Regions from separate parts of the Homo sapiens genome. Here region 2 is linked to region 1. The links are chromatin loops, found by intact Hi-C in ENCODE. Cell type or tissue: IMR-90. All regions are shown on one strand.

Evidence for each region. A loop is a pair of places that touch in the nucleus more often than their neighbours do. Peaks named below come from ENCODE experiments on the same cell type or tissue, not always from the same donor. Only the 100,000 strongest peaks of a DNase experiment are listed, where the experiment ranks them.
Region 2: it touches region 1 in a loop (6-fold over the local background); 30 of 110 quality-filtered maps call a loop at or near these places.

The regions. Positions count from the first base shown.
Region 1 is chr2:220,683,683-220,691,682 of GRCh38, forward strand. No RefSeq gene overlaps it. Among named protein-coding and RNA genes, the nearest start is that of MIR4268, 780 kb to the left of the region's middle. RefSeq lists an enhancer at 3,587-3,881. In IMR-90, a CTCF peak has its summit at 3,737; a DNase peak (open chromatin) is centred at 3,769.
Region 2 is chr2:221,101,658-221,109,657 of GRCh38, forward strand. No RefSeq gene overlaps it. Among named protein-coding and RNA genes, the nearest start is that of EPHA4, 470 kb to the right of the region's middle. RefSeq lists an enhancer at 2,912-3,206. In IMR-90, a CTCF peak has its summit at 3,085; a DNase peak (open chromatin) is centred at 3,034; H3K27ac peaks cover 191 bases.

The DNA.
Region 1 (8,000 bases):
GGGCAAACAACACTGTTAGGTGCTAAAGCTACAAAAATGAATAAAACAAGAGTCCCTTCTCACTGGGAGCACACAGGATAGACGTTCATGTAAATAGATACCCACAATATATTTTCATAAATAATGTAATCAAGTTAGGGATGAAGACAGTAGAAGTTTGGGAGAAAGAACAACTCAAGTAGACCAAGCAAAGCCTGTAAAGAGGAGGCATTGGTTTTAAATCTAGAGAAGAAGTAGGAATTTCTTAAGGAAAAAAAAAAAAAAAGAAGAAAGTTTATTCTAGGGACAGAGATGGCATGGCCAGGGCCCAGAATGGCTTGTAAAGGGACATTTACCTTTGAGGAATGGTGAGGAGTCGGGTGGACCTGGATTGAAGAAACCAGTTGGGAAAAATGCCCTGGGGAATATGTGGGCAATATTGTTAAGAGCCTTAAATGGGCTTTGCCAAACTAGTTGGACTTTATCCTGACAAAACGAAACAGTACATGGTATTAAAATACTAATTTAGACTTTTAAGATTATTTCCTGTTTTTTCACCTGTCAGTTAAAAAAATAACGTTTTGGTTGGCTTCACTTACTTTGCATATGTTTCCATGGGTTACTTTAACACCAGAATGGCATCTGTGGAAAACAATCTGAGCCCAAGACTAGAGTCTAAACGCACAGGGTTTCTCTGAATGACAATATTCAAGAGACTCACATAAAGCCCTGATCATCAATCCCCAAAAAGATTAATGTCCAGAACAAGTTCGGAAGATCAATTAGGGAACTTCAGAACAAAGCCATGAAGCATGTCTCTACGGCTATGGCGGGTGGAGTAGGTAGACGGCTGCATGTTGATATTTATGGAACGTTAAAATAAATAACTGTGCCCAAATATCTAACATCCATAATTGAATGTATTGAGGTGGGGAAGGCACTGTCCCCTGAAATTGCTATTAAAGCACTAGCATCTTGCCTAGAAGTTACTGTGTGAGCATATTAGCATCAAGCGCCCCAGCCACCTAAAACACACCAGGTATTCAGTGAACTCTCAATTGGAAAGGAAATTTGAATCTGAGGTATCGCCTTCCCCACACTGGCCAAATAATGGCATGGCAGAAAGTCCAAAGGAGGCAGAGAGATGGGATGGAACTAGGGAGAGGTGTGAAAAAGCTTTAGTTTCTTCTGACCCAACTATCACATCCATCATCATTCTGAAGGTTTAAAAGCCTGAGTCACTAAGTCATAGAAACTAAATTGGGGGAAACAGAAGCAAAACAAAGACACTTGTGGCTAAATACATTCAGGTGTCTGTGAGGTACCAGGTGTTAGATTTGAGTTAACTCCTTTTCCAGATCGGAAAGGACCCTCAGGTCTCCCTAGATCTTTGTCATTTGGTCTGACCACCATCAACCTTTCTTTCTGGCATCATCTTGGCTCCACTTGTCCCCTGGAAGGAAAAGATCTTTCTTACATAAACTCAGTATTTTATCTCTCTGAATTCAGACTGACTTCGCAGTTGCTCCCATCCCCAGTGTCCTAGACAATTCTAGGGTTCCTGGTAGGGCCTGACCAGTCCGTGGCAGCTTTTGTGACATGCTGATCATTGTCTGATACATGTCCCTAGCCAGCTTAAAGCTGAATGTCTCTAGCTCCCAGCCATCGACCTCAGTGGTGGTCCCACCTCATGTTGCACTATTCTCTTCCTTGTCAGCCCTCTGTGACAGCTTAAGGTGGAGTGCTCTTCTCCCGCATCAAATCCCCTTGTATCCTTCTTTCCACCTAGTGAATGACTATCTCCATTCTACTTGAATGTAGAAAACGTCAAGGATTGACAATACAGAACTCACTGACTGGCCAAGCATCCAGTCCAGATTACTTCATCCATAATAATTTCCCTGGGATGTGTATATGTGTGAGGGGAGGATGGGGCTAGGGTTGCGTAGCAGAATCCCAGAGTCTCCATTATCACTGTGTATTCACATAAATGAAATATGTGCTACAGTCATCATTATTATAAATTGAAAATAGTTATTGAACACTTACGGTGTGCCAAGCATGTAAAAATGTTTTTCATAATTTTACAATTTTAGCTCTAAATGTCATAATGTACTGCCCTTAGAAAAAAGATGCCAGTTCTCTACATTTGCAGAGCATTAGGCTTGATATGACATTTTTCCAGAGCTCCTTCTGGTTTCCTCAATAGAAATCACCACTCTGCCTCTCTTGACTTAATGCGGGAATATTGCCTGTCTCTCAGACACGTACACACACAGGCACACAGCCATGTGCACACGCACACACACACACACACTCACACACGATTTTCAATTTCCTCCTGCTTTGTGTTTCATCGGGGTTACGGTCACAGCGGCTCCCCTGCGGGCCCCCCACTTTGTTAGCATTCTGATGTTCACTTATCAGTGAGTGAATCAAGAACAACACATCCCCTGGTAAATTGGGAGTTTAAAAGGTGTAGTCACAATACGACAAAAAGTGCACATACGACATTATGAGCCAAAGTGAAGTTTTTGAGCAATGTAAAAAAAATAAAATAAAATAAGCATTTTTCTGCAACATTTCTCACCTAAGAATAGCAAAGTTGGAACATAAAGACAAATTTCTTAAGGCTCCCAGAAAGCCCAGGATTTAAAGAAAGTGAAAGGAAGCATAGATCCCACCTGTGCCTTGACCCATTTTCTGAGATAATAAACCAAAGATCCCCTGCCTCCTCACTCGCCACCCCCCGCCCAGAAAAAAAACTCATGATGTTACACAGAATTCTTTATTATTTCCACAATTTGTCAATACCCTATTTTCAATTTTCCCATGGAGAAGGAATTTCTGCCTGGTTGAAAGGAACATAAAAAAGCTATCTGGATATAATTCTGCTAAATACCCATGATTTCATAATAAAGCACTCAATTTAAATAGCTGTTCTCCAGGGCACTGATTATGGTATTTCCTCCTTAAACTGAACAAATTTCCCTTCCCTTTTCACAGATAAGTGCCAAATCTTAGACATAACAACCTGCTTTTATAAATTCAGAGTATTTCTAGAGTGGCAGGACATCAAATCTGAAATATGTAATATCACCAAACTAATGTTTTGGTTTGTCCTCAGAGCCCAAATCATGTTTTAAATCAACATCAGCAAGCACTTTACTAAAGATCTCTGAAGAGTTAAAAAGATCATATAGTATGGCACATAAAAGTAGCATATTTTCCTGGTATATACCTATTTAACGGTGTTAATTATATAATCATGGATTTAATGCATTTGAGTTTTACTTCCTTTTTTATTGGGAAGCAACTAAAATATTTTTCTTACCTTAAAGATACTCTATTATATAATAGGACTATTAAAGCACCTCAAATATCATAATATGTTTAGATTTATCCACATTTGAGACTTCCAAAAGTCATTATTCTTGAAATATGTATTATTTTGATAGATGTCCATTTTAATTATTTGAAAGATTCAACTTTAGACTCCACCTTAGGGGAGGCCTTTGATCTAGGCTAGTTGATAATTAATGTCCACAAATTCAGTATTCTCTTTGGACTATTTTCTCCCTTTCCATGCTTGTAACTTTTAATACCTGGTGCTTACACCTTACGAAGTTTATTTTAGTGTACATGTCCTTCAGGATGGATTGTTATTAAATTGTAGTAACCAACAACCCCCAAACTGTAGAGAGGCTTCCGACGAGGAAGGTGGATTTCAGTCATGCTGTACTTCCATCTGGAGTCAGCAGGGGGCTCTGTTCTACACTGTTCTCTCTCCGGGGCCCAGCCCGCCCAAGCAGGACAATCTAAAATATTGCAGATCATGGTCATGAAGGGAGGGAACATGGTGAATCATACACCGGCTTTACCCAGAAAGTAGAAATTTTTTTTTGGTTTTTACCCAAAAGCGAGACACAAATCTTTTGCTCACATCCTCATGACCGAAACAAGTAATAATGTGAAGGGGTGCAGCAATGCCATGGTATCACGTGCCTGGATGAAGGGGACCCGGAAACGCTAGTGAAGAGCATTAAGGAGCCATCCCGTTCTGAAATACATAGTACACTGTCCTTTGCACGTGCAAAATATGCTCAGCCTTTTTTTTTCGGGTGAGACAACCCAAAATTGCCATTCGGTCACAGCATGTAGCTCAAAGTGCAGGATCTCTGGGTGACAGGAAGGATGGGAAGTCTTCACAGCAGGGGGTGAGGTGCAATAGTCTGTAAGTCCAGTGCCAGTTATGCTCCCCACATGCTCAGGACCCCAAAATGGAGCAACCAAAGGACTACTGAAATAAAGACTCGCATTCAGACAGAAGAATGGGGGCACACACAGCAGACATAGGACTGGCTGTAGCAACTCTAAATTCTTATTTCTCAAGTATTTTGAGGACTACCTTTACATTTTTATTTTTTGAGACAGGGTTTCACTCCGCCACCCAGGCTGGAGTGCAGTGACACGATCTCTATTCACTGAAACCTTGACTTCCGGTGGTCAAGCTCCCATCTCAGCCTCCCAAGTAGCCGGGACTACAGGCATGCACCACCACACCCAACTAACTTTTGTATTTTTAGTAGAGACAGGTTTTCACCACATTGCCCAGGCTGGTCCTGAACTCCCGAGCTCAAGTGATCTGCCCACCTTGGCCTCCCAAAGTGCTGGGATTACAGGAGGACTACCTTTAATTAGGCACTGTTTTCACTTCCTGGAAGTAACCCCCTTGTCCTTGGATCTCTGTGGCTCCTGGTTCTGCCCTCTGGGAGAGTCCTCCTCTCCATTACTCTCCTTCAAATCCAAAGTGGGTATCCGAAGAATATGCCCACCTGAAAACTGAGCAGTCTTCTTGCCACACTTGCTGCCTGCAGACAATTGGGGGTCCCTGGGTCATTTGGAATTTCAAACAGTCAATCAATTTTAATGTAAGTTGATGATCCTTTTGGTAGTATAACTCCCTCAAAAATTAAGTTGGCTTCCTATATACTTGACAGTGAGCTCTGTCTCAACCACAGTCCTTTTAGAGACAAAATTCTGACATTCTTTGGCTTTCTCATGCTCATACCTTTCGCTTCCTGCTTCATTAAAGCTCTGCTGAGCCCATCAAGCTTTAGTGGAAGAATTACATACTTAGCCTCCTTTTTGTTCAATTGAGTGGATTTAATGGACACCACATCTTTGGTGAGACCTTTGATCTGAGACCCCTTAATTCTTTCAGTGATTTTAACAGTAGGTGTGAAGGCCGTACTCTAAATTTACCTTTGTGAAAAGGCTACATGTTCTTGCCTTTGTTCCTCTAAGATTTTTCAGTTTTATCTTTTGCTGTTAAGGAATGAAACACAGATGCTACTTCAAATTCTAAATGTTCTCTAATTTATGGACTCCCTCTATTTCCTTTCACCTTATTGCAAATTTCTCATTTGTTCTCTGGGCTTATCCCTTTTTCTGTAATATACCTTCTGAAGCAACCACCAGCAACCGATACATACTAGCAGTTTTCAATCTCTTCCCTTAAAGCTACCAATGCATTAGGTACATAATCTGCTGCCCAGACTACTGTGCGGTTTTTGAGACAATTTCACTAAAGGTTTCACTGTGGTATTGTGTTGGTCATCACCTTGTTTGCCTTCAGTGATAGCTTCCGTGTCACCTGTTGCCTGAACACTAAGCCACTGTCATAGAGTTTGGGATTGTGGTCTCATAGTACTCCCCTTCAAGTTTCCATTTTCTGTGTTAATCCAGAATGACTGGGTTAATGCTGAGGCAAGAAGAAATTTCTCAAATCTCAGTGGCTTAAAACAACACAAGTTTATTTTCACTGGTTCTACATGTCCATCTCGCAACCTGAGGAGGCTGTGCTTACATATGTCTCACCTAGAGATCCAGGCTACGGAGCCTCCACTATCTGCCCTGTCCTCAGGAAGAGGGAAGGGTGTGTAGTGAATCAAGGATAGGCTTTTAAGATCTTCTGCCTTGAAGTGGCCATTTTGAATCATTGGCCAAAGAAAGTCACATTGTGGTGCCTAATTTCAAATGGTTGCCGGGAAGTGCGAAGTCCTTCCTAAGCACGCCGTAAATCCTTTAATACTAATTTCCGCTTCATCTCTGAGCATTTGCACATGTTGTTTGCTCTTCCTGGAACATCCTTTCCTTTCTCTCCTCTGCCTTATAAAGTCCTAATTCAAAACACAGTTCACAGGTCCCCTATGTCAGTGGTCACCAAACTTTTTGGCACCAGGGGCCAATTTCATGGAAGACAAATTTTCCCTGGACAAGGGCTGTTGTGTGTGTGGAGTGGGGGTGGGTTTCAGGATGAAACTGCTCCTCCTCAGATCATCAGGCATTAGATTCTTATAAGGAGCGCACAACCTAGATCCCTTGGATGCGAAGGTCACAATAGGGTTTGCACTCCTGTGAGAATCTACTGCCCCCTGCTAATCTGACAGGAGGAGGAGCTCAGATAGTAATGCTTACCTCTGCTATGTGGCCCAGTTACTAACACGCCACAGACCAGTACCAGTCTGCTGTCCAGGGGTTGGGGGTCCCTGCCCTATGTTACAAAACATTTCTCAATATGACATTGAAGAAAAAAACCCTACTCTCTGGTGTTCTTATGGAATGTTGCTCCAGCATTTGCCAAACTGCATCCTAATTATGCATTCATGTGATTTTTCCCACTGGACTTTGGACTCTTGGAGGATATGATTTGATTATTTTTTCAATTCCAAGTACCTACACAGTGCCAGGCACATGGTAGATGCTAAAGGAATTATTATGGAGTGAATTTGGTTTTGAGATATCAATTATAAAATCGAAGGCTGATTCTTTCCTTTAGATTAAGATGTTAATTATACTTTTTGTTATAATAATTTTGAATGAAGGATTTGGTCTTGCAGTTATTTTTATTTGAGATGATCTTCCATTTCTTTCCTTTCATTCCGTCTTCTATTATCACAGTGAAGGCTTTCAAAACAATGCGCTTGGACTACTCTAACAACTTCTTAGCTAATGTGCTTAGTTTTACTCCTTCTCATTCATTCTATGGCTAAGATAATTTCTTCTCATCATGAAAAAGCCATTGTTTTGACCACACCATGCCCCATAACCTACAAGGATTTTCTATCATTTGTCGGTTCTTGCTCTTAAAATACTATCAAATTTGGAACTCAGTTTTCATCTCACAACCTATTTCTGGTTGTCATTATCCATTCCTTCTCAAATCTTCCACTCTCCTTCAGTCTCAACTAACTTCCCATTGATTTCAAAATAAAGTCAAGGCAACTTTAGGGTTTTCTAAGACCCTTCATGACCTGCCTCCTTTCTTTCAACTCTAGACTCAACTTTCTCCTTATTCAATTCTCTACTTCCATATACAACTAGAGCTACATCTAACTTACCCAATTTCTTCAAATCTGTCTCTTCTCTCTCATTTCTAGAACTTTGACCTCACTGCCTGAAACTCTCTTCCCCTTCCTTTTAAGAGACCAATTCTACTTTCAGTATGACATTCTTCCAGTATGCCTTTAACTGTTACTTCATTGGAATGCAATCATTCTCGACTCTGCTGGACTTGGTCATGGATCTGTTTAGTATGCTATACTCCCACATAACATCACCTGCCACGTTTTGTTATTTTCATCCATTTAATGGTCTAGGGCTGAGTGCTGGATCATATCTGCATGTCTACAATGATAATCATAATGGTTAATATTTATTACACACTTTTGCATCAGACATTTTGATAGGAATTTTGTATAATGTTGCAGATACTAGCTAGTAGTTCACTAAATCCTTTCTATTTCCTGGAAACTCAGCTGGATGGCATTTCCCAGGCTCCTGTGTAGTTAGATGTAAGCAAATGATCACATTCTATCCAATGAGAGGTGAGTGGGATGATAAGCGTCACTGTAAGATCTAGTGTGTAAATCCTCTCGCCCAAGATCATCTTAGTTCTCTCCCATTTCCCTGAAGAGTACAGCCTGAATAATCCTGTAGAATGGTATCATACCAAATCA
Region 2 (8,000 bases), 420 kb after region 1:
AATGATTTCAAATAAAGCAACAAGGCCACACCTGAAGAGAAAAAGAAAACGTGGGGAAAAGGCCAAGAAGCTGTCCAGCTTCCCCATCCTGCCCTACTACTCAAGTGCTCCATGGAAACGACTTCAGCAGTGTTAATCAGCAGATCTCTTTCAGACTGATGCCACGTGTCACCATTCCCCAGACCTTTGATGGATTAGGTGAAGTTCAGTGTTTCAGTCTCAAAGGATATCTTGACAATAAAACTAAATAGAAGGAGCTGAGATGTCAACAGAGTCCCAAGTGTAGAGTAGGCATCATTCATAACTTAGAAGGACATTCGCTCTTGGACAAACCCAAATTAGAATAATCTACCTATAAGCTGGGTGCAGTGGCTCACACCTGTAATACCAGCATCTCCGGAAGCTGAGGTGGGAGGATCACTTGAGGCCAGGAGTCTGAGAATAATCTACTCATAGATAGATAATCCAGAATAGTGACACAAAGGCAAATGCAAATCACATTGAGAAAAAAATTCAGGTATCTACATTGCAAGTATAATCAAATAGGAAAAGTTCCAGCTCTCAATTTTGCTGCTGTAACTATGATCCCATAGTTTGATACATGATCCATAATCTACTCAACACTGAGTAAATATACTATGAATTTTATTATTTATGCCAGTAGGCATTAAAATTCCATCTTTTTTTTACCCTGCCAGCATTGATTACAACACAAGGACACACACATACATACACACACTCTACTATGGAGCAGCTTTAGAGCTTTAAGAATAATTTGGGCTGCCTTGGAATACCAGAAGCCCTAGAAAACCAGCAACTACACTGGAAGATCTTGAATAACACGGGTGGTTGTCTAGAAAAAGCTACAGGCTCTGAAGTCAGGAATAAATCTAGGTTAGTATCTTGACTCTACCCTTCAGCAATGTTTCCCCTTAAGCATATCTGATGACATCTGTAAGCTCTAGTCTAAAAGAGTGCCACTAATACCTAATTCACAAATCTGCCCATGAGAATGGAATGATCCCATATATAAACTGCTTAACAGTGACTGGCACAAAGCAAGCTCCTCAAAATACTTAGTTTCCTGCTATTTTCCTCTCCTTGACAAGTGCTTCTTCTGGTGAATCTCCAGGGGGTTAAGTGAGCATGGATACACTCCTGAGAATTTCAAAATCCTTGGGATTTTTTTTTTTCCTCCTGACAGTCAGTACTGTTGGCTGGTTTGGAACCTCCTAGTGAATTTTCTTTTTCTCAAATCTTGGAGTATTTTTGGAGTTTATAGATCAGTGTCCTCCCAAAATGGCTCAGCCTGACCTACCCCCAGCCTGTCTCCAACACTCAGACTGTGTTTTCTTGAAACGTGCGATGCTTTCCTGTTCCAACTACATGTTCCTATTCAATCATCCATTCATTCAACAAGTATTTACCATATGCCAATCCTGTACTGGGATACAAGGTGACTAAGACAGGCTTGGTTCCACCTTCAAGGAGATCATGTTCTTGCAGAGGACACAGATGAAAAGTAAGAGGGCACATAAATGCTTTAATTATAACTGATACCGTGGCAAGTGCTGCGATGGGGGCTCTAGCAGAGAACAGAAGTTTAAGTATCGGGGCAGTGGTTACCACCTGACATAGGGCATCAAGGAACCCTCCTTGAGGAGGGATGAGTTAGGCAGAGGTGAGCTGCATAGGGAGTGAGAGACCTCAGGCAGGAGGAACCCAGAGAGGTTGTTCAGGAGGACCTCTGAAATAAAAACTATTGGCAACAGGGCACTTTGTCTCCCTCCCCTCCCCTTCCCTTCCCTTTCTTTCCTTTCTTTCTTTCACTTTCCTTTTGAGGCAGAGTTTCACTGGCAGTCAGGCTAGAGTACAGTGGTGTGATCTCAGCTCACTGCAACTTCCACCTCCCAGGTTCAAGTCATTCTCCTGTCTCAGCCTCCCAAGCAGCTGGGATTACAGGCACCCACCACCATGCCCGGCTAATTTTTGTATTTTTAATAGAGATGGTGGGGGGGGGGTGGGGTTCACCATGTTGGCCAGGCTGGTCTGGAACGCCTGACCATATTCTTGTTTCTAGATTCAACTCCATTCTTACAATCCTGAACTCCTAGCTGAGGATTTAATTGCATATATAATCTTAGATCTCTGTGACTTCCACCTTATTTATTTATTTATCTATTCATTTTAAATTTTCTGTCTATATGTCAAGAGGTCTACTTAATAAACTAGATTCCTTTCCTTTTAACTGAAAAAAATTAGAGAGGAGTGCTGCCTGGAGCCCTGCCTCCTTGGCGTTGTGCTCTACTTTTTTATCTACACAGGATTTGTGTCAATTTGTTGGTCTTACAAATGCTCCTATTGTGGGGAGGAAACCATGGGCTGAACACAAGGGCTGCCTGACTTCCCAGTTTCACTCCAGGAGGCCCACGTCACACCAGCTTCTTCTTGATGCTGTAGACACAGTCACAAGGTGTCCACATGTGTCTTCCTCACACCCATCCGCTGGGAAACAGGACTCTCCTTCCTGCTCTGCAGGGTGGAAAATAGGACCCCAGGCAGTCGCTCCCTTGGAGATGGGTCCCACACTCCATGAAGCTCAGCATGGGCATAAGAGCTGTCTGGCTGCGGTGGCTGCCTGTTTTCAGCAGGGGTCTTCAGCCAGCATTTTCTCCAGGAGGGTAGCACTGAGCTTTCTTCCAGCTGATGGCTCTGGAAGGCACCACAAGTTCTTTTTGGCGCATTTTCCACTTTCCTCCTCTCCTCCCACTCCCCTCTCTCTCTCCTCACCCCACACAGATCCTGTGCTGATTGACTGCCATCGCCAGGCTTCTGTACCAGGCAATCAATCAAAAGAGACCTTCCCACGCGGAACAGCCGCCGCCCCTCCACCAGACTGCTGCCTCTGACATTTCCTGCGTGCCTGGACTGAGCCTGTTTGGAAGGCTCCAGCCCCCTCCTATCAGTCTGGGCACTCAGGGCTCTGGCAGCAGCTGCCGCTCTGAATGTTGACACCCTGCCACGTCAACACTGGCCGGGCCGATGTTCCTTCACACTCATCTGCTGAGCCCAAACTTCCCCTGCTGGCGGGCTCTCCCTGTTTGAATGGGCTCCCAGTCAGAAAGGGCTCCCTGAAGCCTTAGCTCCTTGAAGCTCGCCCCTTGCAGCCTTCCGGCTAGAGGATGTGGCTGTTGGATCAGCTCAGTGATCCTTGGTTCACAAAAAAAGAAATTCAGTTCAATGTGGCCTTTCCCAAACCCCCTCAAACAGCGTTCTGTGCAGATTGAGCCTGCTGGCCTTGGCATTGTCCTTCCGACTTGATTTTTCAGACTATCTTTCCTCTTGTCTGTGAGAATACCATGGGGCTCAAGGACCTGAAGGAATTGGTGCATGTATTTCATTTGAACTTTGCTGAAGCTTTTTTATTTTAAGCCAAGTGCTTCCTCTGCTGTCTAGAAAAAAAAAAAAAAAAAAAGAAAGAAAAGAATCCTTCTCTTGCCGTCTTTTTTGCCCACACAGATAGCCGCTTCTCATTTTTCTGGTTCCAACTTTCAGGTAGTTGTATACTAATTGCAACTAATTCTTGAATGTAGACTAATTAGGAAATACAGAAAACTACAATAAGGTAAATTTTAAAAACCTCCTTAGGCCGGGCGCGGTGGCTCATGCCTGTAATCCCAGCATGTTGGGAGGCCGAGAAGGATCACTTGGGGTCAGGAGTTCGAGAACAGCTGGCCAATATGGTGAAACCCCGTCTCTACTAAAAATACAAAAATTACCTGGGCGTGGTGGCGGGCGCCTATGATCCCGGCCACTCAGGAGGCTGAGGCAGGAGAATTGCTTGAATCCGGGAGGCGGAGGTTGCAGTGAGCCGAGATCACACCCCTGCACTCCAGCCTGGATGACAGAGACAGACTCCATCTCAAAAAATACATAAATAAATTAAAAAAAAAAAGAAAAATCCTTCCTATCTAAGGAGCAAGAGATAATAATGATTAACATGACAGGATATATCCTTACAGTTTAGTTCTCTGCATTATACATGCAAAGAATAAACACACATGGATGACTTTTCTATGTACAATAAAAGCACCATCACTTGACACATCTCAGAACCATTTCTGATTTAATGTTTTATGAATCTTAAAGGCAGGATTACTCTTTGACCCACCAATTTCCCCCTAGAATGGAAAAGTACATCAAAGTGTATGTACTAGGTTGTTCATCACCACCATTATCATATTAGCTCCAAATTAGGGACAATTTAAATTCCCAGCAATAAGAGATTGGTTAAATAGATTGTGGGATAACTGTGCAATGTAATACTAGGAGAATATAAAAAATGGTGACATACATATATACATAAATATATATACACAAACATGGGCATGGAACACTACTAATAAAAAGATCATAAATTAGTATGCATAATACTTTACATGTATGCATCTATCTCACTTTGGAAGATGATATCCAAAATATTAATAATATTTATCTCTGGCCGGGTGTTTTGTGAGTAATATATGACTTTAGATTGTCTGATTATGTTAGAATTCTTGTAATGAACTCTTATGCTTGCGTTAAAAAAGTTAATAGGAGAAAATATAGTAGAGATGATTTTTCCATATCATTGTTTTTCTCAAAAATGACTGTTAATGGTTCGCTACCACCATGTGTTTATTCATTTCCCTATCTCAACTGCCTTATTGTATACTGAGGATGGGAGTGGGAGGGAATGAGGCTTAGAGACAAGAAGTACCTGACTAATTAGGAACAAGCCTGGGCTAGAATCCAAGCCTCTGTTTCAAAGGTCTAAATCCTATGCTGCTTTCCAGTTGTTATAGATCTAGGAGTCACTGATATATCCTACAAGTATGCTGTGTGTATGTGTGCGTGTGTGTATGTAACACATATACACACAATATTTTCATATTATTTTTAAAGGGAGTTGAAGTTGGCGCATAAAATGGTTATACTTTTCCAGTTCCCTATTGGCTTCCCTTTGAACTTGGAAACCATTTCCTACTTGAACCTCATCTCAATTTTCTCTACACCAGTTGTTCTCCAACTGAGGTCCCTGATTGGCAGCAGCAAAATCACATGGGAACTTGTGAGAAATGCAAATTCTGGGGCCTCACCCTAGCCCTGTGAAATCAGAAACACTGGAGAGCGGCCCACCACATGTGTTTCAATAAGTCCTCCAGGTGATTCGGATGCTCAATTAAGTTTGAGACGCTCTGCTCCACGTAAACCAAAGCAGCAATGACGGCAGGCAAAACCAGCACAAAACAAAAACGAACAGAAAAACTACAGTGGTCTGTGTTTCTTATTACTTTCCTTCCTCAAGTTGCCGTCCCTTCTGCCTCCTCTACCCCTAAATCAACCTAGAAAAATGTGAAGAATGTGGATTCCAAGGTCAGAATGCCCGGGCTTAAATCTGAATTTCATCCCATATTAGCTGCATCACCTTAAATGAATTATTTAGCATCTTTGTGTCCATTTCCTCATCTATAAAATGAGGTGAAAATCACAGTACATACCTCCTGGCACTACTGTATTAGTGTGTTCTCATGATGCTATAAAGAACTGCATGAGACTGGATAATTTATAAAGGAAAGGTTTAATTGATTCACAGTTCTACAGGACTGGGGAAGCCTCAGGAAACTTAGTCACTGAAGAAGGGGAAGCAAACATGTCCTTCTTCATATGACGGCAGGAAGAATTGCCAAGCAAAGGGTGAAAAGCTCCTTATAAAACCATCAGATCTTGTGATAACCCACTCATGATCATGGGAACAGCAGCATAGGGGAAACCACCCCCATGATTCAATTACCTCCCACCAGGTCCCTCCTATGACAGGTGGGGATTATGGGAACTAGAATTCAAGGTTGGAGTTGGGTGGGGACACAGCCAAATCATAACAACTACTAAACATACAGATTTGAGTGTCTAGCTATGCTAAGTATATAAAGGTGTGTGTAAATTATCTTTATTTTGGCTCTGCCCCATCAGAAGCACTACCTGCTCCTAGTGTCCCCATCCCCATTCACACTTACAGGTTCTGCGTTTAGTGTCCCAGGTTTTCTAGGTTGGTAAGAATCTTCTTATATTACATGTGTATTAATGGATTGCTAGTAGTTGTGGGTTGAATGGAAAGATTTTCAATTTCTAACCCCCAATCCCTGTGAATGTGACCTTATCAAAATTATTGCCTTTGTAGATATAATCAAGTTAAGGTGATATTATACTGCATTATGGAGGCCCTAGTCCAACAGGTGATGTCCTTCTATAATGAGGGAAGCTTACACAGACACACACAAGAAGGCCATGTGAAGCAGAGGCTACGCTGCCAGAAGCCAAGGACAGTCAGGACTCTCAGTAACCACTAAAAGATAGGAAGAGGTGAGGAAGGATCTCTCTCCAGAGACTTCAGAGAGAGCACAGCCTTGCCAACACGTTGACTGTGGACTTCTGGCCTCCAGAACTATGAGGCAATACATTTCTGTCATTTTAAGTCACTCAGTTTATGGCAATTTGTTATAGCAAACCCAGGAAACTAATATGTAAGTAACTTGATATAGGAGTCCTATAGCTCACTGTATTAGTTCGTTATTGCATTGTTCTAAAGAACTACCTAAGACTGGTTAATTTATACAGAAAAGAGGCTTAATTGACTCACAGTTTCACAGGATATACAGAAAACATGGCTGGGGAGGACTCAAGAAACTTACCATCATGGCAGAAGGGAAGGAGAAGCAGGTACATCTTACTATGGTTAGAGCAGGAGGAAGAGAGCAAAGGGGAAGGTGCTACATGGTTTTAAGCAACCAGATCTCATGAGCAACCACATCTCATAAGAACTCACTCACTATCACAAGAACAGCAAATTCGCCCCCATGATCTAATCACCTCTCACCAGGCTCCTACCCCAACATTCGGGATTACAATTTGACATGAGATTTGGGTGGAGACGCAGATCCAAACTACACCACTACTTAACCTGGAAGACATGCTTTCAGTATTTTCAGCAATATGGAGAACAGTCGTGGTGAGCCCTAAACTTGAAGTCAAAAGACCAATATCCAAATTTTAGCTCTAATACTTCCTAGACTTATAAATTTTTGTAGATTTCTAAACTCTCTGAACTTAATCTTCTCACATGTAAGATCGCCAGATAAAATGCAGAGCACAGAGTTAAATATGAATTTCAGATAAACAGCAAGTAATTTTTAGGATAATTATGTCTCACACAAGTATGTACTTTAAGACATAAAAATGTGTTTATCTATGGGAAACATAGTATTAACTAGAAATCCTGCATTTTTATTTGCTAAATCCGGAAACCCCACTCAACATGAAAATATAGTTGATAATATCTGATTTGCACTCCTATTGCACAAATTAAAGGGAAAATTACATGTGAAAATGCTTGCTATGCTTTAAGTGTTCAATAAATGTATATAATGATAAATCTGCAGAAATGGATGATCTTTGAGAGACTCAAATAGAGAACATAAGCTATTTCATAGAGGAGCCCTCAGATACTACCATATGAATTTTCATAAGCGTGATTTACTGGATTTAATTAGAAGAGGAATGTTATAGGTAGCTAGAGGTGACAGCATGGGTAGCAGCTATACATATATTTATATGCAAATGTATAATATTATACACACATAATATATGTTTATTATACATTACATCTATTTATTTATTTATTTGACAGTAAAGTATGTGAAAAAACAATTATTAAAAAGCAGACACAAATACTCTGAAGAAACCAGTTTGGAGTCAGGTAGTATAGGGGGAAGCAACGTTATACAGCAAGAACTCCCAAGTACATCATGGTTTCATCAATCATGGTATGGTGATTAATGACAATAATTACAATTCTGTGTCATTGGATAAAAATTAACTTGTATCTGTTATATTCTCTTTGTGGCAGGGCTGTGTGTGGCATTTCAGAAATATCTCTCCCCCAAACAAAAGTCTAAATAAGC